Regions from separate parts of the Mus musculus genome. Here regions 1 and 3 are each linked to region 2. A link is a loop called in an ENCODE intact Hi-C map of the cell type or tissue named here. Cell type or tissue: left cerebral cortex. All regions are shown on one strand.

Region 1 (8,000 bases), 250 kb before region 2:
CCGCTGAGGAGTCACCATAAGTGAAGTCACCGCCCTCCTGAAAGTAAGTTTATGGAGGAGAAGTTATCATTGAAGGTGGCAGACATGTACAGGGAATGCTAAGGAGCTTCGCTCCCCTTATGATTCCTGTGACTGGTGAGTGGGTGGAGGCAGGAACTCCTGGGCAACAGAATAGCATTGGAACTAACCGCAATCACACAGGAAACAGCGTCACCACCTTAGAAGCCTTGGAAAGAGTCTAAACAATGGCTGCTCAGCAGAGATGCCCACCTCCCTCCCTGTCTAGACTGTGAATTAATGAATTAATTAATTAAAGGGCCTGTCTGACTGTGAATTGGGTCATGGACATCTTTTTTTTTTTAAGATTTATTTATTAATATATGTAAGTACACTGTAGCTGTCTTCAGACACTCCAGAAGAGGGAGTCAGATCTCATTACGGATGGTTGTGAGCCACCATGGGGTTGCTGGGATTTGAACTCTGGACCTTCGGAAGAGCAGTCAGGTGCTCTTACCCACTGAGCCATCTCACCAGGTCCCATGGACATCTTCTTATGAAACCTTTTGCTAAATAAACTTTTGTGATACTCAGAAGAAAAAAAAAAAGTTTGTCATTTTGTTTTGTGAATAAGAAATCTGGATCACGGGAAGTTCTAAAGTTTAAGGACCATTTACGGGAACATTCAGTACCTCTTAGTGCTCTGCTTCATCCAGAGGATGTAACAAGTAAAACCAGGAACACCGCGGTGTGCTGTGGAGACACGACACGCTCAGCAGTCGCTAGCATTTCCTTCTGCTCCAGAAGACCAGGGCTCCTTTCTACCATCACTGTCCAGCACTCACAATACAGTTCCCATAGCTCTGACGCCCTCTTCGGGTCTCTGTGGGCACTGTACTCATGTACACCCACCCACACACAAATACACAGATACACATAATTAAAAACAAGAAAATATGCCAGGTGGTGGAGGCCTTTAAGCCCAGCACTCAGGAGGCAGAGGCAGGAGGATCTCTGTGAGTTCAAGAACAGCATGTTCTACAGAGCGAGTTCCAGGACAACCAGAGCTACACAGAAAAACTCTGTCTCAAAATAAATAAATAAAATAAAATAAAATAAAATAAATGTAAAGGCACTTAGTGGGACACTAAGAAAGCTGGGGGCATTGGACATGTGTTTGGTGGCAGAGCACCTGCCTAAGATGCCCGGGGTGAGGCTGAAGGCTTGACCTCCAGTATATTATGTGATATGACTTGTTGTTTTATTTTTTAGATTTATTTATTTATTATATGTAAGTACACTGTAGCTGTCTTCAGACACTCCAGAAGAGGGCATCAGATCTCATTACGGGTGGTTGTGAGCCACCATGTGGTTGCTGGGATTTGAACTCCGGACCTTCGGAAGAGCAGTCGGGTGCTCTTACCCACTGAGCCATCTCACCAGCCCATGACTTGGTTTTACAATGTAGACACATACTGTGATATAATTTATCTGTCAATTAAAATTAATTTTAGGGTCTGGAATGGAGTTCAGTGGTATAACCCTTGCCTAGGCTGTGTAATACCCTGATTTCAATTTTGCACTGAAAAACATTAAAATAATTTTAAAAACAAAATTTTAGCCAGATCTGGTTGCTTATGCCTGTAACCAAAGCATTGAGGCAGGTAATTCAGAGGAACTGCCAGGAGCTTGGGGCCATCCTGAGCTATTCAGTAAGGTCTATGCTAGCCTGAATTGTAAATCCAGCACTTGGGAGGTGGAGGGAGGCCAGAGATTAGGAGCAAGGCCAGTCTAGGTGTCATGGTAAATTAGCTCATCAAACACTGGGGAGATGTAAATTAAAGCAGGCATAAAATATGGATAGAACATACATATAATATATATGAATTTATTACACAAATACATATATGTAATACATGTATATAATGTGTGTATAATATATATGTGTGTGTGTAAGTGTACATATATACATATATGTAGATATTGATAACACTGAGTGCTGCTGGAAGTGTGGAGGAACATGCCCCTCACTGGTGACAGGAGGATGGTGCAGCCTCTGCAGCACTATTTGGCAGCTTCTTATAAACTCAAATTTAAATTAGACCTTGAACTCAGGTCCTCTGCAAGAGCAGTGTGTTCTTTTAACTGCTGAGTTATCTCTCTAACTCTTCTCTTCTCTTTTCTTTTCTTTTCTTTTCTTTTCTTTTCTTTTCTTCCTCTCTCTCTCTCTCTCTCTCTCTCTCTCTCTCTCTCTCTCTCTCTCTCTCTCTTATATTAGTGCTCTTATCTGCATGTCAGAAGAGGGCGTCAGATCCCATCACAGATGGATGCCAGTCACCATGTAGTTGCTGGGATTTGAACTCAGGACCTCTGGAAGAGTAGTCAGTGCTCTTAACCACTGAGCAACCTTTCCAGCCACTCCAGTTCCTTATTTTCATTTTGATACAAAGTCTCATATAGACCAGGCTAGCCTCAAACTCACTATGTAGCTAAGGATGACTTTGAACTTCTGATCTTCCTGCCCCCTTCTGGCCAGTTCTGGAATTACAGGCACTTGCCACCTCATCTCGGTTTTTTTTTTTTTTTTATGCAGGGTTGGAAACTGAACCCAGGTCAGGCTTTGTGCATTTTAGGCAGGGGTTCTACCTCGTGAACACAGCTCCAGTTTTAGTTCTAATTAGCCCCAAACTGGGAACAATTCAGTTATTCTTCCATTGTTGACTGAATAAACCATCTGCACATCTTCAGTGTGGAAATTAACCATGTCATACGCAACAACTCAGATGCGTCCGAAGGCATTTCTGTCCTGTGGTTTCCAGAAAGTGAGGGCACTTGGGAGGGGAAAGCAGAGGGACAGAATCTCACCACTTGAGCCCCCTCCCCCCCCCACCCCCCATACACACGCTGGTCCACAACGCCATTCACATTCAGTGTCCACTACAGGCTGCCCGGTGCTTCCCACCTATTGGGTGCCCTGTGAATGTTTGTTGTAGACTCGACAGGGATGAAGGACAGATATGGGCTGGTCACCCGCTGATGTCATGCCTTCACGAGAGTTTGCTCAGAGTAGTTCAGCTGCCTTGACAGCCCGTCTACGTTGAAACTGGTAGTAGGAAATGTGTCTCCCGGAAAGCAAGGCTGATGGGGAGAACTGGCAGGGATGGACAGGGTATTCATATTCTCTGGCTTCACCCAAGGCTTACCAAAGCTGTCAAGAGGTGGAGGACACCCTGTATTTCTTCTTATAGCCACACGAGGGCAGTGTAGCCCCGCAAACCGTGAAGCTGCCTCCCATGCGCCATCTACTGGCAACATTTTCTCAAGTGGAGGGAAAGGAGTTTTTTTTTGTTTGTTTGTTTGGTTTTTTTTTTTTTCTTGCTTAAAGAATGAAAGGCTTGATATGGCAACCCAACACTTTCAGACATGGAGAGGCCACAGTAGGGACAGGAAGATTGTCATGAACTCAAGGCTATCCTCAGCTACATAGTGAGACGCTGTTTCAAAACAAAACAAAACAAAACAAACAAAAGATAAATTTAATTTCTTGATGGCTCTTCCACCCTAAGACTCTAGCTGCTTTCCCTCGGCCCACACAGTTGCTCCTCCTCCACATATCACTTTGAGATACCCCACCCCCACTCCACCCCACCCCCCACGCTCCCCTTGACAGCTCTTACCTCTGCCTCATTTCATTGGCATGAGATGGGCAAGACTCCACCGCTAACAACACACCTCATCCTTCTGGCTCACCACCCAGTCTCTCCTCACCCGCACTTTGCTTGTTGGGGTGATGGATGAGGGTGGGGTGGGTAGGGTGGGAGCCCAGCCTAAGCTTTCTTTTCTTCCATCCTCTCCTTCTTCATTTTTTCTTTTCTTTTCTTTTCTTTTCTTTTCTTTTCTTTTCTTTTCTTTTCTTTTCTTCTCTTCTCTTCTCTTCTCTTCTCTTCTCTTCTCTTTTTCTTTCCTTCTTTCTTCTTCTTTCCTTCCCTTTCTTTCTTTCTTTCTTTCTTTCTTTCTTTCTTTCCTTCTTTCTTTCTTTCCTTCTTTCTTTCTTTCTTTCCTTCCTTCCTTCCTTCCTTCCTTCTTTCTTTCTTTTTTTTTTTTCTGAGACAGGGTTTCTCTGTGTAGCCCTGGCTGTCCTGGAACTCACTTTGTAGACCAGGCTGGCCTTGAACTCAGAAATCTGCTTGCCTCTGCCTCCTGAGTGCTGGGATTAAAGGCTTGTTCCATCACGCCCGGCTTCCTTCTTCATTTTTCAAACTCAGGACTTTGTTGCTAAACAAACGTCCTACCACTGAGTGACTACCCCAATATGTGTGTGTGTGTGTGTGTGTGTGTGTGTGTGCTCCTCGTGGGTGTAGGTGCTTAGAGAGGCTAGAGGTGTCAGATTCCCCAGAGATGGAGTCATCCAGCGTGTGTACCAGACTTACTGAGTCTCCTGGAAGAGACTCTTCAGTCTGCACTACTGACCCAGCTCTCGGGCCCTGGTGGTAGGTGGGGCGGGGTGGGGTGGGGCGGGGTCTTGCTCTGGCTTTGTAGTTGTGGCTGGCTTGGAACTCTCCGTCCTCTCACTTCAGTCCCCCCAGTGTTATCTGGTGTCGTTTTGAGTGTGCTCTGGAGCCGGCGTGTCTGGGCTTGAATCACGGCTGATCTATACACAGGCTTTAACGTTTTAAACGTTCTGGCTCTCCCTACCCTATCAGACCCGGGTAACAGGATCACCCACATGAAGAGGTTGTATAGAGGATTAGCTGAGTATCCACACACATGGCCGCCCGAGGTAGTGCTGGCGCACTGTCAAGGGTGAGTGTTCTTATGTATTATCCCTGGAGCCAGAGATCACCGCCACTGGCCCTCCACTCGCCACCCCAGTTCCCCCATCAGCAATGCTTCCCTTGGGTTAAGCCTACAACTTTCCTTTTCTCGACCTGAAACCAGTGTGTGCCCCTGCTATACTCTCTCACAAAAACCCATTTTCTCTGAAGTCTGGTGTCAGAGACGCCCATCCTCCGTCCTCCACTGGCTCCAGCCCCGTGAAGATGGGATGGAAGTATCCCCAAAACTCCATCTGTGGTGACCCCCCCACATCCTCTACCCTTAAGGGATGAAATCAAAGGCTTAAAGTGTCTGCTGGGCAAACTGTAAACATGGCTGCCCCTGAGGTGGCAGAGTGACAAGATGATACCACACTGGAAACATTCACACAAGCCATCGCTTCAGAAACACAACTTAGTGATACACACCTGTGAGCCTCACACTGGTGAAGCAGAGGCAGGGGAATGGCAAGTCTGAGTCAGGCCTGAGCTACATAGCACGACTGTGTCTCAAAAAACTAATAAGCATCCAAACTAAAGTCTTAAAAATACTAAGACCACATTACTTTCTTTTCTCTTTTGGACAGGGTCTTACTGTGTAGCCCTGACTGTCCTGGAACTTGTGAGGTAGACCAGGGATTAGAGGTGTAGACCACCACAGCCCTGGAACTCACTCTGTAGACCAGGCTGGCCTCGAACTCAGAAATCTGCCTGCCTCTGCCTCCCAAGTGCTGGGATTAAAAGTGTGCACCACTATGCCTGGCTTCTATATATTTCTTATAAATATATATTATATTTTTTATTTAGATATTATTTATTTTATGTGAGTACACTGTCACTGTCTTCACAAACCAGAAGAGGACATCAGACCCCATTACGGATGGTTGTGAGCCACAGTGTGGTTGCTGCGAGAATTGAACTCAGGACCTCTGGAAGAGCAATGCTCTTAACCACTGAGCCATCCATCTGTCCAGCCCCATATATTCTTATAAAACATATATACTTACATATTTTATTTTAATTAAATATATTTATGTGTGAGCAAGTACGTAGCACACAGAAGTCAGAGGACAACCGATGGCTGTCTGCTCTCTCCTTCCACCATGTGGGCCTGGAGAAGTGAGTCAGGCTTGGTGGCAAGGGCCTTTTACCCCTGAGTCTGTACAGGGGTCTGACTGTTTTTGAAACAGGGTCTTCTGTAGCTGAGGCTACTACATTCTGCAGCTCAGGAAGGCCTGGCCTCCTGCCTCCCAGATGCTGATGCCAAAGTGTCAACACCTCACACCTGGCTTCCAAAAGACCATTTCTTTCTTTTTTGTTTTTGTTTTTTGTTTTTTTTTTTGGAAACAGGGTTTCTTTGTGTAGGCCTGGCTGTCCTAGAACTCACCCTGAAGACCAGGCTGTCCTAGAACTCATAGATCTGCCTGCCTCTGCCTCCTAAGTGCTAGCACGCTGGGCCTTGCTTTCTTCTTATGACAATCTATTATTGAACCTGCGATTTACCATTTGACCCAACTGGCTACTTATCAAGTCCTGATATCCACCTGGCTTGGCCCCCTCCCCCACCCCCAAGTGCTGAGGTTATAGACACACACCTTCAAGCCTGGCTTTTATGTAGGTGCCAGCTATTTGAAACTAGGGTTCATGTTCCCACAAGCAAGAACCGTACCCTGAAACTGGACAGAGGGCTGTGAATCAACCCAGATTTGTAGGTCTTTAATAATTAAAACGTTTTTAAAAAGCTGGTCCCCGGGGCTGGAGAGATGGCTCAGTGGTTAAGAGCACTGACTGCTCTTCCGAGCCAAAGGTCCTGAGTTCAAACCCCAGCAACATGGTGGCTCACAACCATCCTAATGAGATCTGACTCCCTCTTCTGGTGTGTCTGAAGACAGCTACAGTGTACTTAGATATAATAATAAATAAATCTTTAAAAAACAGCTGGTCCCCTTCCCTAAAATCACAGACGACCCCACAAGTACTTACCGTGAACTTTTGGCTTTAAGAGATTTATTTATACACTTGAATTACCCCAGAGAATAAGGGCGGGGATCTAGAGCTGGGGTTTGCTACAGAGCATGTTTTCTTTTTTTAAACTTTTTTTTTTAAAGGAAACAAAACATACTATTTGTGGGGGGGAAAAGTAGAAAAAAGGAAATAAAATAAACCCCTGGCAGCCTTAGAGAGGCTATTTTTTTTTTCTTTTTCTTTGTGTGTGTGGGTGTCGCGGAGGGAGGGGTGGGGGCGGGGGGCTTCCTGCAAAAGGAGAGGTGCCAGTGTGCGGAGCCCGCCTCTTTCCCGCCTTTTGGCTTTGGCCTTTTGGGGGAGGGCAGCTGTCTGGCAGTCTGAACTTCCTGTGTTTGGGAAACCCGGCTGAGGTCTTACATGAACATTCGCCCATTGTTCTTGAGGAGAGTGAGGTCACAGTAACTTTACAAGCAGCTGTTGCAAACCGAGACACCAAGTGTTCTGCCCCAGCCATGATCAAGGAGGTTTTCAGCAAAGCTTTCCTTGAGCGCCAAGAAACCGGGCTCCCTGGAGTATCAATAAACCCACATGCTCCCGCCCTCAAATTCTTTCAGTTGGAACCGAGCCCTGGGTCCGGGGAGGGGGGCCATTGTCATGTGGGCTATGGCTGACTGGGATCAGGCAGGAGTTGGGGGAGGGGGAGATTGTCATGTGGGCTATGGCTGACCATGGTGGGCAGGGCTGCCTCCCGGGACCACTATGGTTCCTGCAGCCTATCCTGCCCTGGGACATTTCTCCAGTCAACTCATTCTGACCCAGGGACCGAGGTGGCACCTGGTATTTTCAAATTCCTAGCATACTGAGCAGACCCTGTCGAGAACATGGATTTTGGTCTTAGCTTTGAAGTGAAGATGAAAGCCCACCATGCCAAACTCCTTTCCAGGAAGGAATGGGATCTAGGAGGCCAACGCAGTTCTAACAGGAAATGATGTAATGCATCAGGCTTAGGGCAATAACAGGTCAAGAAACCAGTCAGGAGTTGGTCAGAAACCAAGATGCAGACTTCCGTTAGTACACCTAGGAAGGGGCAGGGACAAAACTGCATTGTCAGACCCTGTTCTGGTCTTGTTAATTTCTTCAGTGATGGCGTCAGCTAAGGGAAGATGGCAGATGTGGGCGGAGCGTAGAGCGTGAAGGAGAACAGGGGCGGGGCCACCTGGCCTC
Region 2 (8,000 bases):
ATTAATCTCCCCTTCTGCCTGTGATATGGAGGGCTGCATTACAAGCTGGGCGTCGAGATAAAGCAGAGAGCCGAGGGACGCCAGCCCAGCACAGGGGCCCCCGGGTGGGGCCGGCCGGGGAGATAAGGGCCTCCCAGTCCTATGAATTATTCACCGCCTCTGCCTCCTCCGGCTCGCTGGCCGCCCTGGGCGCTGAGATTGCGCCTTCCACAGGCGCCGGTTAGGGTGGGAGGGGGCCCGCTGGGAAGGGCAGCGGACTGGAGAAGTCCTGCTAGGTGGTGGAGGATTGTGCTTGGCTAGAACAGCTCCGAGACCCCAGCGCCCTAAGGACTAACTGATGGAAGAAAAGGAAAACGCGCACACGACACGCACACGCGCGCGCGCGTACACACACACACACACACACACACACACACACACGCGCGCGCGCGCGCGCGCGCGCGTGAGCATACACACACCCTGCCTAACCCAGCCAGGACTCCTGGAGAATGCTCTTCATTTATGCAATTCCTTAAATGCTCACTCCAGGTCTCTGCATCCCACAGTCAGAAACACAGCCCCTCCCCCAGGGGATGCCCTGGATATATGCCCCCACTGCAGGCCAGCAAGTTAAAGACTTGAGCATGCATGCCTAGGCTCACCTTATCCAGAGTACTCTCTCCTCTGGAAATCAAGGCAACCCCTGCTTATTCTGCAACACCCCATGTGAAACAGGTTCAAAAGGATGTAGAGAAGGCCAGACAGGAGTACAGGGAGGACCTGGAACTCAGGTGAAAAATAAATCAGGGAAGTTTCTGTGGGTAAGAAAAGCCCCTGGCACCATGGACCTTCTGTTTCCCTCTGACTCTCATTGCTCAAAGACCCAGACTTTCCAGTCAGGGAAAGGACACAGGGATCACTGCCCCGTCTCAATGTCTCCAGCTCTCCTTACCTACCCGGTCTCTCTCCATGCATCTGCCCTTTTAATCTCTACCTTGCCCCCTTCTCCTTAATGATCTTTCCCTTGAAAAACTGATGTCGGAAAATGACATGTTGATACGTAAGTCAGAATGTGAGGCAGGGAAGAGGTGGCCATCTTCCAGCCCCTACCCCAGTTTGGACGGAGGAAGGGCAAAAGACAGGTTCAAGCTTAGCTATGGCTGCACGGGACAGGGGCAACAGCAGGGGGGAAATTGCCACCACCTCCTGCCCCATATCTGTGCCCTCTCGCTCCATGACCTGGCACAAATAAGAGCCCTTGAGCAGACCAGAGAGCCAGGAGTCAGAAACGAAGACCAGAGGAGGATGCTCCAGGACTGTAGGGGAGACACTGGGACCTGACAGACGACCATGAAGCTGCTGGCTCCTGAGGCAGATGTGGAGCCCACTCATCAGATCCAAAGTCAAGCAGGACAGGAACTGGTAAGGTGAGAGAGGAAGGAGAGGAGATGGGAGGAGGACGAGTGAACCTTGACAACAAAGAAGGCGGTGACTTGAATGAGCAGAGGAGAGGAATGGGGTCAGAAGTGAGCAGAGGGTGAGTGAGAAAGGGTGAAGGTGGCAGGGAGGTATCAGACATGGAGGAAAGGAGCATCTGGATCAGAAGATCGACAGCAGGGGGAGAAGGGATGGTCATGGGTGGGACACAGAGGGGTGAAGGGGTGCAGGGATGGGTCCCCAGCCCCTTCCCTGCTGCCTGCTAATTAACTTCTTAATCGCCTCTGCATTTGCTGAGCTGGCAAAGGAAGTGGATGTAGACAGATTGGGGCGTTCGTGATTTCACGCACGGGGGAGCGAGAAGAGCTGCCTCAGAGTCCCAGGGGGGGCCTCGTCCCCCCTGTGCCCTCCCCTCTTCCCCACCCATCTCTGAGAGGCTGGAGGGTGCTTCTATACATACAGCAGATGGGGCCATATGCAAGGAGAGTGTCCATGGGGAATCTGCCCCCATCAGCCTTTCAAGGATGCTCGCTAGGCATTGCTGATGGAGCGAGTGCCTACCGTTTGCCAAGCACATGCTGTCTTATCAGCCTAGGCATTAGTTGCGTTGTATAGTTTATGGAGAAAAGCGGGACCCAGGTAGACTACATTTCCTGTCCAGGATCACCACACAGTAGGACTGAGGATCAGGTCAGCAAGACATCCAAACCCTGGGTGGATAGGCCCAGGGAAGCAGAAGGAAGCCAAAGGGCTTTAATCTCAGCCCCTGGAATCCTCAAATCCTCAAGCTGCTGCTGCTGCTGCTTCAGATTTATTTATTATATGTACGTACACTGTAGCTGTCTTTAGACACTCCAGAGGAGGGCATCAGATTTCATCACAGATGGTTGAGCCATCATGTGGTTGCTGGGATTTGAACTCAGGACCTCTGGAAGAGCAGTCAGTGCTCTTAACTGCTGAGCCACCTCTCCACCCCCTCCCCTCCCCCAGCATCTTCTAACCAAGGCCTTGGCACCACCGACTCCCTTGCTATAGGATAACTGCCTCTCTGCAGCACTCCCCCACCACCGTGCCTTTCACAACTGACCTTTGTTCTAGAATCAGTCATCAACAAACTCCGCTTTGATGCTGAGAGGTCTTGAGGCAAGGACTGCCCTTGCCTCTGACACAGGGAAAGCTGTAGGAGATGTTTGCTGCAGTGGAGAGGGCTGGAAGAGAGTGGCACCCATGAGGGCTGATCTCCCCTCAGACGACAGAGCGAGGAATTTAGGTGTAAAAACCAAGCTCCAGAGGCTAGGGGTTGTTGTAATGAAGTCTTGATTCAGACAGACTGGTTCTGAGGAGACTTAGGAGTTTTAAGAACTTACGGTGGAGCTGTAGAAGGGCCCCATAGCTAAAAGCCTTGGCTGCTTTGCCAGAGGATTCAGGCTCAATTCTCAGCACCCACATATTAACATATTACAACTATACACAACTCCAGTTCAGGAGATCTAGTGCCCTCTTCTGGTTTCTACAGGCACCAGGCATTCATGTGATACACAGACATATACACAAGCAAAACAACCATATACATAAAAGAAATAATAACTTAAAAAAAAAAAGTTTGGCCACCCAGGCAGGCATGGTGGCTTATACCTTTTACCCAGCACTCAGGAGACAGAGGCAAGCAGATCTCTTTGAGTTTGAGGCCTGCGTAGTCTACCCAGTAAGTTCTAGACCAGCCAGGGTGCCACAGTAAGACTGTCTCAAAACAAAACAAAAAGTTTGGAGATCTGAGCTCCACCCACTGAGTTTGAGGTTTACTTGATCTAAATTAAACTCCATTGGGAGGCAGAGACAGGCGGATTTCTGAGTTCGAGGCCAGCCTGGTCTACAAAGTGAGTTCCAGGACAGCCAGGGCTATACAAAGAAACCCTGTCTCGAAAAACCAAAACAGGGGCTGGTGAGATGGCTCAGTGGGTAAGAGCACCCGACTGCTCTTCCAGAGGTCCGGAGTTCAAATCCCAGCAACCACATGGTGGCTCACAACCATCTGTAAGGAGATCTGACTCCCTCTTCTGGAGTGTCTGAAGACAGCTACAGTGTACTTACATGTAATAAATAAATAAATCTTAAAAAAAAAAGAAAGAAAAACCAAAACAAAACAAAAAAAGAAAAAGAAAAACTTACCCAACTCCCCGAATTAGGAGCTACCATCTCGAAGTCTGTCCTGATATGGCTGATATGGCTATTTTTTTTTCTTCCAGATCTAAATCAGAGTGCCAGTAACATTTGTTACTGGGGATTTACAAACACAGATCAATGAACTATGCATTTTCCATCAGTGATTCACATAATCATTGAAAAACAAGGTGAAATAAATACAACCTTCATCATAAGGATGAAGAAACTGAAGCTTGGACTGGCCAAGGGTCCTGCCGGTGGTATTGCGTGGTGGGGTCAGGTCCTGTTCTTGGAGCCTGGATACCTGATTCATGCCTTTTATCTTTCCCCGGACTACTCCTGCGGCTGTTCATTGGCCTCAATCAGTCCTCGCCTGCCGCCACCTCACCTCATCACCTTCCTTCCCTCCACCCACGCTGCTCCCTGCTCCCTCGGTAACATCCCAGGTGATTGAAGCAATTTGCAGCCATTAGAAGAGGCTCCACGTGTCGCTCAGCTTGTGGGGTTTGCAAAGATGTTACAGATGTTCCAAGATGGTCCTCCCCTCCCCCGAGGACATTGGAGAGCCTGGAACCAGACTAGACCCAGGGCTAGAATCATCACTTAAACCCCGTTTGCGACCCTCCTAGAGTAATTCCTAGTTTCACAGGCCGCCTCCCCCATTGCCCTTTAAGTGGAGTTTAAGTATCCGAGAGAGTGCTGTCACCTGGTGGCTGCCCAGGGGCATGGCAGCCCACCAGCAGCGCTTGTGCCGTTGGACAGCTCCCCAGCCGGAAGGCGAGATACTATCTTTATTTTGGCAGCTTGGCGCTCTGGGTCCTGCTGAATGGACCTCAATCTCTCACCAGACCTAAACCCCTATCCCTGGAGAGACATCTTCACTGGTTTCTAGGGTACCTCTTACTCCCAACCCCTCACAAATTCTCATCAGCTTCTTCCCTCTATGTCAGGTTCATTCCTCAAACTCAAACCCAGAACCATGTCCCTGAGACCTGCTTCTCACCTTCCTTCTCTCAGAGCTTCACCAGCCTGTAAGTGGAGCAAAGGAGCTGCAATGGATATAATTCTGATCTTGCATCACACACACACACACACACACACACACACACACACACACCACACCATCATCTGACACCATCAGACCTCAACAGCCTCTGTGTTAAGAGCTCCTAATGAGCATCAGCAAATTAACAACTTCCCCTTGATTGCTCCTTCTCTGCTAATTGGATAGGGAGGGCCCCCCCCCCAAGGCCTCGGAGAAAGAAAGAGGGAGGGAAGGAGAGAGGTGACAGCTACAGGAGCAGCCTCCAGGTTTCAGGACTCAGATTTCTGGTCCATCCCAGAACACACTCCTCCTTGCAGCCTTCATTTTGTATCTTTTTCTTTTTCCCTACTTCTGCCCCATCTGCCCTCACTTCTGGCCATGTCTCTTTTCTTCTCTCTGTTCCTCTCTGCTTTATAGATCTGCCAATGAGGCACTTGCACACGGGCTGCTTAAGAAATCCACTGATATACAAATGGGGTCTGGGTGGCCAAGGGTATTTATATATGTGCATGTGTGTGGGTCACATGAAGGTGGGAAGCAGGAATAAGAGCAGGTGAGTGAATGTGTACAAACAGGTAAGTGCTCGTGTGAGGGTCAGGCTTCAGGGATGTGTAGGTGTATGTGATGTGTGGATGGCTGAGTGGCAAGGTAAGACTCCGGTCTGAATGTGCCTGTATCTCCACACAGGCAAATGCTTGAATCAGTCAAGTGTGACTGTGACTCGGAGTGTGTGTGTGTGTGTGTGTGTGTGTGTGTACACGTGTGCATGTGCCATCAGAGGAAGCAGCAGCAGCAAGAAGCAGGAGCTTCGATCCGAAGGAGACAACGTGGGGAGGGGGACGCTGGGGGCAGACACCCTCCTTCCTGCGCGCACACGTGCGCGTGCACACACACACACCCCATAGTCACACACGCACACACACGCGCACACACACACAAGCCACAGGGCCTCGCAAGCAGAGAGCGGAGCCGGCTCCGGGATCCGAACGAGGCAGCTCTGCTGAGAGCGGCGGGAGGAGGCGAGCCAGCGGGGGGAGCCCTCGGTTCCGCTCCCGGGCCGGGGGCCCCCCGCGCACACCGGCCCAGAGACACCCTCGCAGACACTCGTAGGCGCGCACGCGCACCCTTTCCCCTCCTCCTCCCCTCCCGCCGCCTCCCGGCCGGACGATGGATCCCTGCAGATCCCGGGGCTGAGAGCACCGCGCAGCGCCAGCGCGCCGAGCCCCGGGCGGACCAAGCCGAGCGAGCAAGCGCGCGCGGGCGGCGGACCGAGCTGAGCCGAGCTGGCCGAGCGGGCCGCTCCCTGCAGGGCTCTACGCGGGTGCCGCGGCAGCCGGCGGCTCGGGCTCCGGGCCATGAGCCCCTCCGCCGCGCGGCGCTGAGCCCACGGACCGCCTCGCGCCCCAGGACCTGCAGCGGCGGCCGGCTTTCCCCAGCCCCCTCAGGTGGGTTTCCGACCCCGCTGCCTTGGGCCCCGGGCTTCCTGGTGCCCCAAAGCCGAGACTCTCCTCCACTGTAGCTTTCTCCAGCTTCTGGGGAGGCTCGGCGGATGGGGAGGGGGCGGGGGGCCGAGCCGGGAATATGACTGCGACGAGAAGCTGGACTGGAGGGGGTGCGTTCGGGGCGGGGATAACTGGCTGTCATAGGGAACCGCGCCCCCCCCCCCCATTCCTACATCCACCTCAGGCAGCCTACCATCCTCTCCCAAACACACACACACACACACACACACACACACACACACACATACACACACAGCCTGCGCCTATGCCTGTGCTTGTTTGAGAACTGGAGACACAGAAGGTGAGGATACAGGCAGGGCCCCTCCCCAGATGTGCCCACCTCCGGAGAGGTGGCCCTGGTTTAGCTCCTGAGGTGACAGCCTGTTCCTGGGGATACCCTTGATCAAGAGAAGAGCCCCTGACCCCTGGTTCAGCCCATTATGGGGAGTTTGATCTTGGCTGGGGTAGATATTCCTGTCCCAGAGTGACCTCACATCTGGAGGGAACTCCCATGCCTGCCTGTGGGTGCATCAGGGACTTCCCTCCTTCACTCTAGTGGCTGTATCTGGGGTCCCCCATAGTCTGGGAAGCTTGCAGACCATTCTCTCGACCCGAGCTGACCCCCCCCTCCAAGCCTCTATGTTTTAATGACTGTCATCTTGGATGGTCCCTCGTTCAAGCCACCTTTGGAGCCTGCATGTCAGGGAAGTCTTCCCTTGGACAAGCAGTGACCTCCGGTTAAGGATTTTGAATGGACATAATTGGAGGGGCCCTATATGCGCCTTCATCTCAGGACAATGACAGAGTCTTGTCTCCTCTTTCCTCCCTCTAGGATCCCCTTGGCAAGCATGGAACTGAAGACCGAGGAGGAGGAGGTGGGTGGTGTCCAGCCGGTGAGCATCCAGGCTTTTGCCAGCAGCTCCACGCTGCACGGTCTTGCCCACATCTTCTCCTATGAGCGGCTGTCTCTGAAGCGGGCACTGTGGGCCCTGTGTTTCCTGGGTTCGCTGGCCGTCCTGCTGTGTGTGTGCACTGAGCGTGTGCAGTACTACTTCTGCTACCACCACGTCACCAAGCTCGACGAGGTGGCTGCCTCCCAGCTCACCTTCCCTGCCGTCACTCTCTGCAACCTCAATGAGTTTCGCTTTAGCCAAGTCTCCAAGAATGACCTGTACCATGCTGGGGAACTGCTGGCCCTGCTCAACAACAGGTGGGCAGCTCCCATCCACCCCTCCGCATGACTTGTGGAGTAACACCGTCCTTAGCCCACCAAAAGTCAAACAGCTCTGCCCTCTAGCATTCCTTTAAACCTGCCGCTCAAGGCGGAGGGGCTGAGATCATGCCAGTACCAGTTACCTACACACAATCTCTGATTCCAGCTTAGGTCAAAACAGCTCTGTCCCCACCCAGCCTGAGCTAGGAGATGTTAGCTCTTTCCCCAGAGAGCATCACCTACCTCCTGGTACTATCCTCCTTGCCTCACTTAGGGAATGGGACGGACCACCTTTTTTTTTTTTTTTTTTTTTTTTCCTTTTTTTTTTTGAGACAGGGTTTCTCTGTATAGCCCTGGCTGTCCTGGAACTCACTTTGTAGACCAGGCTTGCCTCAAACTCAGAAATCTGCTGCCTCTGCCTCCCGAATGCTGGGATTAAAGGCGTGCGCCACTACCCCTGGCTAGGACGGACCACCTTTTAAGGGTCAAGACTGTACCATCCAAGGCTCCTGCCCTACAGAGCCTTTGTCTTCTTGTATTCCATGTGTCAGGCTCTCCTGGCATACTCAGCTTTCCATCTCTGCCTATCTATGTCCAGATCTGATCCTCCAGGGGCTCTGAGTGCTGCCCCCACCCCACCCCAAGTAGGGCATGGGTACTA
Region 3 (8,000 bases), 72 kb before region 2:
GAAATGTGGTTTGGTGGGCAGCTGGGCTGCGTGGGCAGTCAGCATCCTAGGGACTGAGAAACCTGGATTTGAGGTGTGGCTGGTTCCCACACTGTGTGACCCTGAGAGAGAGTCAGAATTCTGTGGGAGTGGAAGGGATGGCACCCTCCTCACCGTGACCCCCCTATCTACCCAGATCTACTTCACCGGCTGTTCCATGAACCCAGCCCGATCTTTCGGCCCTGCGGTGGTCATGAATCGGTTCAGCCCCTCTCACTGGGTGAGTGCGGGCCTTCCCCCGGCTCCTGAAAACACGGCAGCGTACTGAACTGAAAATCCAGAATTGACTGGACATTCTGGGTGTTGTCGGACCAGATCTTGGGGGTTGGACAGAGAATGTCTTTAGAAGTACATGGGAGTGGGGGTGGGGTCTGTGTTAATCTGAGGACTTTGTCTGCCCCTCTGTGTATCTGTCCTCTGATGCTGTATTTATTTGTCCCTATGAAGATATTGGGGCTTGTTCTTCTGGGACTGTACCCCTTGACAGCGTCTCCATGTGTTAGCCAAGCTTGAAGCTACATCAGGGGGTCTGTGTTAATCTGAGGACTTTGTCTGCCCCTCTGTGTATCTGTCCTCTGATGCTGTATTTATTTGTCCCTATGGAGATATTGGGGCTTGTTCTTCTGGGACTGTACCCCTGGACAGTGTCTCCATGTGCTAGCCAAGCTTGAAGCTCCAAAAAGGATGGTAGAGCCTTGCTGGGCCCTGCATTTTGGAAGACACATGTTTTGGAGGCTCTGTCTGTCTCCTTAGAAAACTCACTTGCCTCTCTTTGGGGTGGGATTGGGAATCCTGTCTCTCCTGGGCTCTGCCTGCCTCCTTAGAGGGTCTGTGGTCCATGACCTTGTCAGTAAGGACTGGTTCACAGTAATCAGCCCCGGAGATGAAAGACACCGTTCCTTCTGGAGGCCTGGAGATCTATGCGTCCATTTCCTTTCAGGGTCCATGGGGTCTGTGCTCTGGTGGGGAAGATCATGGTCCCTGAGCCCTGAGGCTCCTCCTCTGATCTAACTCTGTCTTCACAGGTCTTCTGGGTAGGACCGATCGTGGGGGCCGTCCTGGCTGCAATCCTCTACTTCTACTTGCTTTTCCCCTCCTCGCTGAGCCTCCACGACCGTGTGGCTGTGGTCAAAGGCACATATGAGCCAGAGGAGGACTGGGAAGATCATAGAGAGGAGCGGAAGAAGACCATCGAGCTGACGGCACACTGACCGGCACCGGGCAGGGGCCAGTCCCTCAGCCCCTGGACCACTGGAGAAAAGGAAGACGAAGAGTTTGGAGCACCTCTCCCTAGCATCCTCTCAGCTGGAGAGGCAGCATTGGATCCCCATGCCGCACACGGGGATGGGATGGGAGCAGAAGCCCATGATGGGACACTTGGGTGTGGGCCAGGGACAGGGCCTCTTTGGAATTAGGCAGAACGACTGCCACAGCTCAGACCTCAGAGATTGTGAAGGCAGTGCCAAGCTCACAGCAGTTCAGGACCATCCCAGAAAGGGGTGATAGCCCTGTTTATCTCTCCAACCCAGTATCTCATGTGCCAAAGCCTTCCCCCAGGTAGACAGAGGGGACATTGCCTGAGAGCTCTTCAGGAGAGAGATAGATGGTTCGTCGAGTGCCATCTTATTTATTTCTGGTTAAGATGGGGCGGAGGATGGGGGGGACGCTGCTGGTATTCGGGTTGGGCGTTTCCCAATAAACCACCAATCTTCATATTGTGCCTTCATCTCCCTCCAAAAGCCTCTTGGGACAGTGGCCAGTCACATCTCCCACTTGCGATGTCACACCCTCACTCATGCTCACTTGAGACTACCAAGAAAACCAGGAGACAAGACCTCAGAAAAGGAAGAAAAGCTGAAGCTCAGGAAGGCTGAGAGGACCGGAGAGCTGGCAGGAGGAGAGATCAAATGTAGAGACCGAAGGATACAGAAACAGCACAAGAGACCCGGAGAGGGCCAAGGGCTAGGAATAGGGTCCACGTCAGAGTCACGCGTCCCTCCCAACCATCCCTTCAGCTATGTCAAGTCCGCCACTTGAGGAGCACCTGAGTGTGCCAGGCGGAGTGGAGAAGTGAGCCAGCCACAGCTCCTTGGGATTCCTAAGGGATGACTGGCCAGAGCTTCCCAAGAGTCCTCACCCGGAGCTTCCTTTTCTGGGTCTCCTGGTGTTGCCAAGAGGCAGTGTGCAGGGGGCGGGGGTGGGGGGAGGATGTTCAGACATTCACAACATTACCCAGCTCCTTCCCAGGTCACTTTTGCCCTTTGGGGGTAGGGAGTGGTCCATCACACCCTCCTCCCCTCCTGTCCTGTTCTTGCCTGCTTCTCCGGGAGGAGTGGGAACCAGATGAGGTAAGGCTGAGGTGCTTGGTTTTGACTGCCTCGCTGTGAGAAACAGGGTAAGGACACAAGACCGCGCAGTTCCCAGAGTCCTGGTTAAGGAGCCCAGAGCGGAAACTAGCCGCTGGCATCCAAGTCTTTTTTGTTTGCTTGTTTTGAAAGACAAGGGTTCTCTGTGTAGTCCTGTCCTGGAACTTGCTTTGTTGACCAGGCTGGCCTTAAACTCAGAGATCTGCCTGCTTCTGCCCCTCAAGTGCTGGGACTAAAGGCTGAGCCACCACTGACCAACCTTGCTGCAACTGGAATGATGGACCCTTATGTTGGTATTTATCTGCCACATGGGTTGCCTTGAGGAGAAAATGAAGCAGTGAATGGAGGGTTAGACACTAGTAAGGACAGCACCTCTGAGAGACGGGTGAGCAGGTCTGCTCTCCAGACACTGCCTGAGTCCGCTGCTCCTCGGCAAATCCTCTCCCTCGCTCCTCAGCTTTGCCTCAGAAGAGTAGGAGGGAACAAGAGTGGGAAGAAACTGCAGACCCAGGTTGGGAGGCTGAACCACTCAGCCCTCCTTCAAAACATCCCGGGGTGGAAAGGCAGAGGAACACTAGATCCAAGCCTACCTGCCCCACTGGCTTCATTGGAAAATCAAGCAACGAGATGGGGGTGGAGAAGGAACTTGCCCTGCTGGCTGCAAGCGCCAGTTCCAGCCAGCAGGGGGCAGACTCGTCCACCAAATCCATACTGAAGCTTTTTCTGGGACTGGGCTCTGGCCAGGCAAGGATGGGGTTCTTCAAGATTACAAGGGTGTCTCGGGCTTAGGTTCCCGAGGCCACCAGGGAGCAGCTTCTCACTAGCCCACTCACTTCACTACCCAGGAGAAGGCTTAGAAGAGAACAAAGCTTCACTCCTCCTTTCAGACAGCTCTGATTTGCATACCCCACTCTAATGGACCCCCAAGGGGTGTGTGACAGGGTGCACAGGGAGCCTACGAGAGACTGATCCTCAGCAGGGGTGGGGCATCTAGCCAGAGGGAGTTACCAACAGGTCTGCAGCTTCCTGCAGGTGACATTTTCCTTGCTGTTGGGTGAGGATACAACCAGGGCTTAGGGCTGGTAGGTTGCAGTGATTGGGCTGTTTGGCCAGCAGGGGGCACTGCGCACCTGCATGTAATGGTTCCTGGACTGACAAAGACCTATGCCAGCACACACACTAATCCTGAATGCCTCTGGGGCTCCAAGCTGTGGCACTGGCTGTCAACTGTGCTTGGGGAGGTTATATCTTCCCTGTGTGTTCCTCTTCTCTCAGCAAGGGCATGCTCATTCCAGGTGTGTCCTAGTGGCGCCCCACCCCCCCACCCCGCCCCCGCCCCTTTGGCCACCACTCACCCTCAAAGAGCCAGGCCAGGCCACATGTGTTCTCCAGCACACCTGTATGAAGCCATACCCAGTCACACATGCTCTGCCAGCTCTCTGAGACACTTTTCCGCCTGAAGATAGAGTGTAGGAAGAACTCACATTCTCCATTTGAAGGCAGTCCCTCCTCCGCAATCTATGCCTCCCTCCGAAGCTGCCAGTTTCCATCAGGGCTGGACAGACAAGGCGCTGGGATAGATGGAAGAGGGTGAGAACTAAACGTGGGCAGGGTGGGCAGAAGGGAACTGGTTAGATGGTTGGGCTGGAGAAAGGATTTGAGGGAGGATCGGATCTCAGCTCAGCCCCCTCCCTGGTCAACAAGAGCATCTATCCGACCTGACCTTGCAGCCTACCAGTGTTTGGTGAGAGTGGGGGGGGGGGGAGTAACTCTGAGCTCCTCTCTTCCCTTTGTTCTCTCTTGCTGGCCTCACCTCCCTAGGGCTGAGAAGGCTCCATCCATCGGAGGGGACATCCATCGGAGCAGCCAGGTGTGGGGCTGGGACAAAAGGCTTCTGAGCTCTAAGCTTGGCACTAGAGTCAGGAACGTCTGGGTCCAGGAAAATGCTGGTTGGGGCTGGAAAAACAGGAACTGGACAATGACTGCCTGCCCTTAGTGGGTAAAAGACCTTGTCCCAGGCTAAGCAGGATCCAAGGAGGCTGTGTCCTATGTGGTCTTGAAAGAAGCCATTTCTGCACTAGGAGCCTTTTGCCTCAGAAACCAGAGCAAGGCTGCTGCAGGGAGCACTTGGCCCTGACCTGCCACGGAGGTCAAGACCCTTCCCCTTCCCGCTAATCTTCACTGCTGTGCCCTGGAGGCGAACCTGATAGCGGTTCTGACTAAAGGCACTTACCAGGTGTCTGCAGCTGCTTCTCCCAACACATGGGCACAAAACAATACCTGTTTTACCAGCAAGGTGCTGAGATCACAGAGGCCAAGCAGTAGGTGAGGGGCGCAGTACACAAGCTCCCATTTGTCTTACCCAAAGCTTTCCACACAGGAACCATGCTGTTGGAACATGCCCCAAGCCAGGCTAGGGGGCTGTGGTAAACGCCCTTCCTTTTATTGGGCTCAACCCAGGAGAAGGCAGAGAAGCAGGCCCCTCGGATGCCCTCATCTGCGGCTCAAGCCTGCTTTCTCTATGTAGCTCTGATTCTGCTGGGAAGGAGCACAAGGCTTCACAGGAGAACTGGACTGAAGGAGAGAGGCAGGAGAAATGCCCTCTCCTGTGTGGAGGAGACTCAAAAGCTCATTTAGAGACACTGTGAGTGTTTGGCCCTCTGTAGTAAAGAGGTCAGGGTGGAGATGGGGGGTGGGCAGGAGGAAGTAGTCTCTCCTGGCAGGTTGGACATAGACGTTCAGACTTGAACCTGAGGTAATGGGGAGCCCCTGAAGCTTTGGTGGGCAGTGGGGTCACATGACCAGTGTGGCATTTTGGAAGGATCTCTGACATAAGAGAAAGGTCACCTCTGTTTAGCACCATGGGCAGCTGGGTAGGGTATGGGCCATGGTTGAGCTGTCAGATGGGAGAAGGCTTGGCTTTCTGAGTACGATGAGGGGAACTCAGAGGGAGCAAGGAGTTTGGGAGGAGTGTGGAAGTCTGAGGGATGGGGGAAACAGGCAGAGGGATGGCTCAGGGAGAGAGACACCTGTGTCAAGCCTGACAGACAGACGACCTGGGTTCAATCCCTAGGACCCACATGGTAGAAGGAAACAACTGACTCCTGAAATGACCTCTGAAATTAGATGTGCACATACTCATAGACACACAATAAAATGAAAATGTAAATAATAGTAATAGTTTTTAAGAATGGGAAAGGGGGCTGGAGAGATGGCACAGCAGTTCAGAGCACTGACTGCTCTTCCAGAGGTCCTGAGTTCAATTCCCAGCATCCACAAGGTGGCTCACAACCATGTGAAATGGAATCTGGTGCCCTCTTCCGGTGTGTCTGAAGACAGCGACAGTGTACTCATATACATAAAAATAAATAAAATCTTTAAAAAAATAAAATAAAATAATTTTTTTTAAAAAAAGGATGGGAGTATGGTGGCGGCACAATCATTAGTCCCAGCACTCGGGAGGCAGAGGCAGGCAGATCTCTGAGTTTGAGGCCAGCCTGGTGTACAGAGTGAGTAACAGGACAGCCAGGGCTACACAGAGAAACCCTGTCTCAAAAAAAAAACAAACAAACAAACAAACAAACAAACAGAAACAAAATCAAACCAAAAAGAACAAGCAAACAAACAAAAAAGGAAGAGAAGGACCTAGGGCCAGCAGAACTGTGGGAAGATTAACGAGCAGAGCTTGGTCTCCTGAGGCCGGAGTGGGGGGGAAGCCTGGTGCGTGCCTGTCCCCAGCAGATTCAGCCTAGGGGTCAAGGGTGTATTTATTGTCCAGCATAAATGAGCCTGGAACTGACTCTAAGCTGAGGTCTCCACCAATCCTGAGCATCCAGCGTTATATCAGTAGGAGGCTGGGGGAGGCGGGAATGACACTCGCAGATGAGACGACAGAGACCTCCCGTTACAGCTGAGCCTGTGCGGCCTCCAGTCCCACCAGCTGGGCCTGGCAACACAGTCCGGGGGCAGAGAGGTGTGGATGAGAATGATAATGGGCAGCAGAGGGGAAGGGGAGGGGCAGTAGGGCACTGGCAAGAGCATGCTGTGCCCAGTAAGAAACCAAGGGTTCCTCTGAGGAGAGCAAGGGAAATCCAGGACAGACTGGGAGAGGGAGGGGTCTGACTGTGACTGCGATGGGGAGGGTACAGTAGAGCCCGTGGTCCAGAATTGGAGCTTTCCCTTGAAGATGTCAGAGGGTTTGGTCCTACGAGGGGGCAGGAGGGCAGCCGTAGAAATAGCGGAATGAGATTGAAACCAACCACACAGTCACCTGCTCTCATTACTGGGTCTCTCTCGTAGGCAGTCTCTGTGCAGGACACTATATATAGAACAAAATGTGATTCCTCCCCCTGAGGGCTGATCACCTTGTTTGGGAGACATAGTAACACCGTGGCAGGAGTGTGCTGACTTGTACATGGAAAGGCTTTAGGTATGGCGGCAACACACAGAGATGGCCTTAGGACAGAGCAGGTGGCGCTGGAAGCTGTCCTCCAGGATGGGTTAAGAGGTTCAGGCGAAGAGTACAGAAGGCTCTCCATGAAGGGGTGGGGGTGGGGGTGGAGATGGCAGGATGTTCATCCCAGGATGCCAGGGGACAAAGGAAGAAGGACGAGGGAGGCAGGAGGAATGGGGCCCCACAGGACCTTGTCATTCTGGCTTAGACCTCCAAAGAGGGTGGCAGAGACTGCAGCAGGACAGCAGCCGGCTGAGCACTGCTTTAAAAAACAAAACAAAACAAAGCATCATTCAGACCGCAGTGTGGAGGACTGAGGAGGGCAAAGTGAGGGCGGACCGGCTAAAGGCTGCACGGTGAGGAGGAGAGCCCAGCCGGGACCACTCGGGATTCAAAACTAGCAGAGTTCGATGCCTTCCTCTGGAAAGGGGTCAAAGACACTTCTTGGGTGCCACCAACTGCGCTGGAGAGAAGTGTGGGAGACAGGGAGGGTGGCATTTGGGGACAGACTCTGTTTGAGGAGCCTGCAGTTAACCAGGTGCAGCCAGGGTTAGGGCAGGATGCAGGTATTGCTTGGGCAGCTCCACAGAGGGAACACCTCTGTTTGAGAAATCTGATGCTACTGGGGAAGAGGCACGGTGACACTTTAGGATGACATAGCTATATAAGTAGATAACCCATCTGATGTAATAAATCATGGGGGTGGGGGGCTCTGAGAACAAGGTCCCGAAGGGAGGCAGAGAGGCAGGAAGTGAGGGAAAAAGCACAGGGGATCCCCCACCGGCGGACAGCAGAACTGTTCGGGCCACATGCAGCAGCTATCATGGTTTGAGCATCCGTGTGGTGAACCCCAGCTCCTTTCCACACCACCAGGACCACATCCTCAATCAAGTTGATTGCCCGTGCCTGAGACCTGGATGCCATGTTTTACGGGGGAATGGTGGAAAGAACTTAATTTCGCACCTGGGCTTATGGGGCACAGAATACACCCCACCATTTAAGAAGAAGAGACTAGGCAATTAGCACACAGGCACCCCTGCAGCAGGCCTTGGATGTGGGTTTCTCCATGATCTTGCTGGTCTCTAAGCTGACATTAGGGATCTGACTTCCACTCCCCAAGTCCCCAAGTCCCAGGCTAGACT

The links. Hi-C counts contacts between places; a loop is a spot of excess contacts. Peaks named below come from ENCODE experiments on the same cell type or tissue, not always from the same donor. Only the 100,000 strongest peaks of a DNase experiment are listed, where the experiment ranks them.
Region 1: it touches region 2 in a loop (2.2-fold over the local background); 4 of 42 quality-filtered maps call a loop at or near these places.
Region 3: it touches region 2 in a loop (7-fold over the local background); 37 of 42 quality-filtered maps call a loop at or near these places.

The regions. Positions count from the first base shown.
Region 1 is chr15:99,413,457-99,421,456 of GRCm38, forward strand. No RefSeq gene overlaps it. Among named protein-coding and RNA genes, the nearest start is that of Nckap5los, 15 kb to the right of the region's middle. RefSeq lists an enhancer at 6,498-8,000. In left cerebral cortex, CTCF peaks have their summits at 2,530 (motif pointing left), 3,269 and 6,656 (motif pointing left); DNase peaks (open chromatin) are centred at 2,529, 3,256 and 7,233; H3K27ac peaks cover 511 bases.
Region 2 is chr15:99,664,826-99,672,825 of GRCm38, forward strand. Asic1 (acid-sensing (proton-gated) ion channel 1) reads left to right here and starts at 5,552. Exons shown (of 12, transcript NM_009597.2): 1 at 5,552-6,069; 2 at 6,959-7,336. The coding sequence starts at 6,975. Gm34880 (a long non-coding RNA gene) reads right to left here and starts at 5,031. Exons shown (of 4, transcript XR_875662.3): 1 at 4,583-5,031; 2 at 3,586-3,924; 3 at 642-759. In left cerebral cortex, CTCF peaks have their summits at 2,910 (motif pointing left), 4,288 (motif pointing left) and 5,745; DNase peaks (open chromatin) are centred at 161, 542, 4,302, 5,738 and 3 more places; H3K4me3 peaks cover 2,490 bases; H3K27ac peaks cover 2,157 bases.
Region 3 is chr15:99,593,071-99,601,070 of GRCm38, forward strand. It overlaps Aqp5 (aquaporin 5), which reads left to right. Exons shown (of 4, transcript NM_009701.4): 3 at 176-259; 4 at 1,065-1,759. The coding sequence ends at 1,250. Gm34765 (a long non-coding RNA gene) reads right to left here. Exons shown (of 5, transcript XR_875660.2): 2 at 4,219-4,361; 3 at 3,890-3,976. It also overlaps a transcript of Aqp6 not described here. Among named protein-coding and RNA genes, the nearest start is that of Aqp6, 4.1 kb to the right of the region's middle. In left cerebral cortex, CTCF peaks have their summits at 3,069 (motif pointing right) and 3,526 (motif pointing right); DNase peaks (open chromatin) are centred at 3,127, 3,514, 3,924 and 6,437.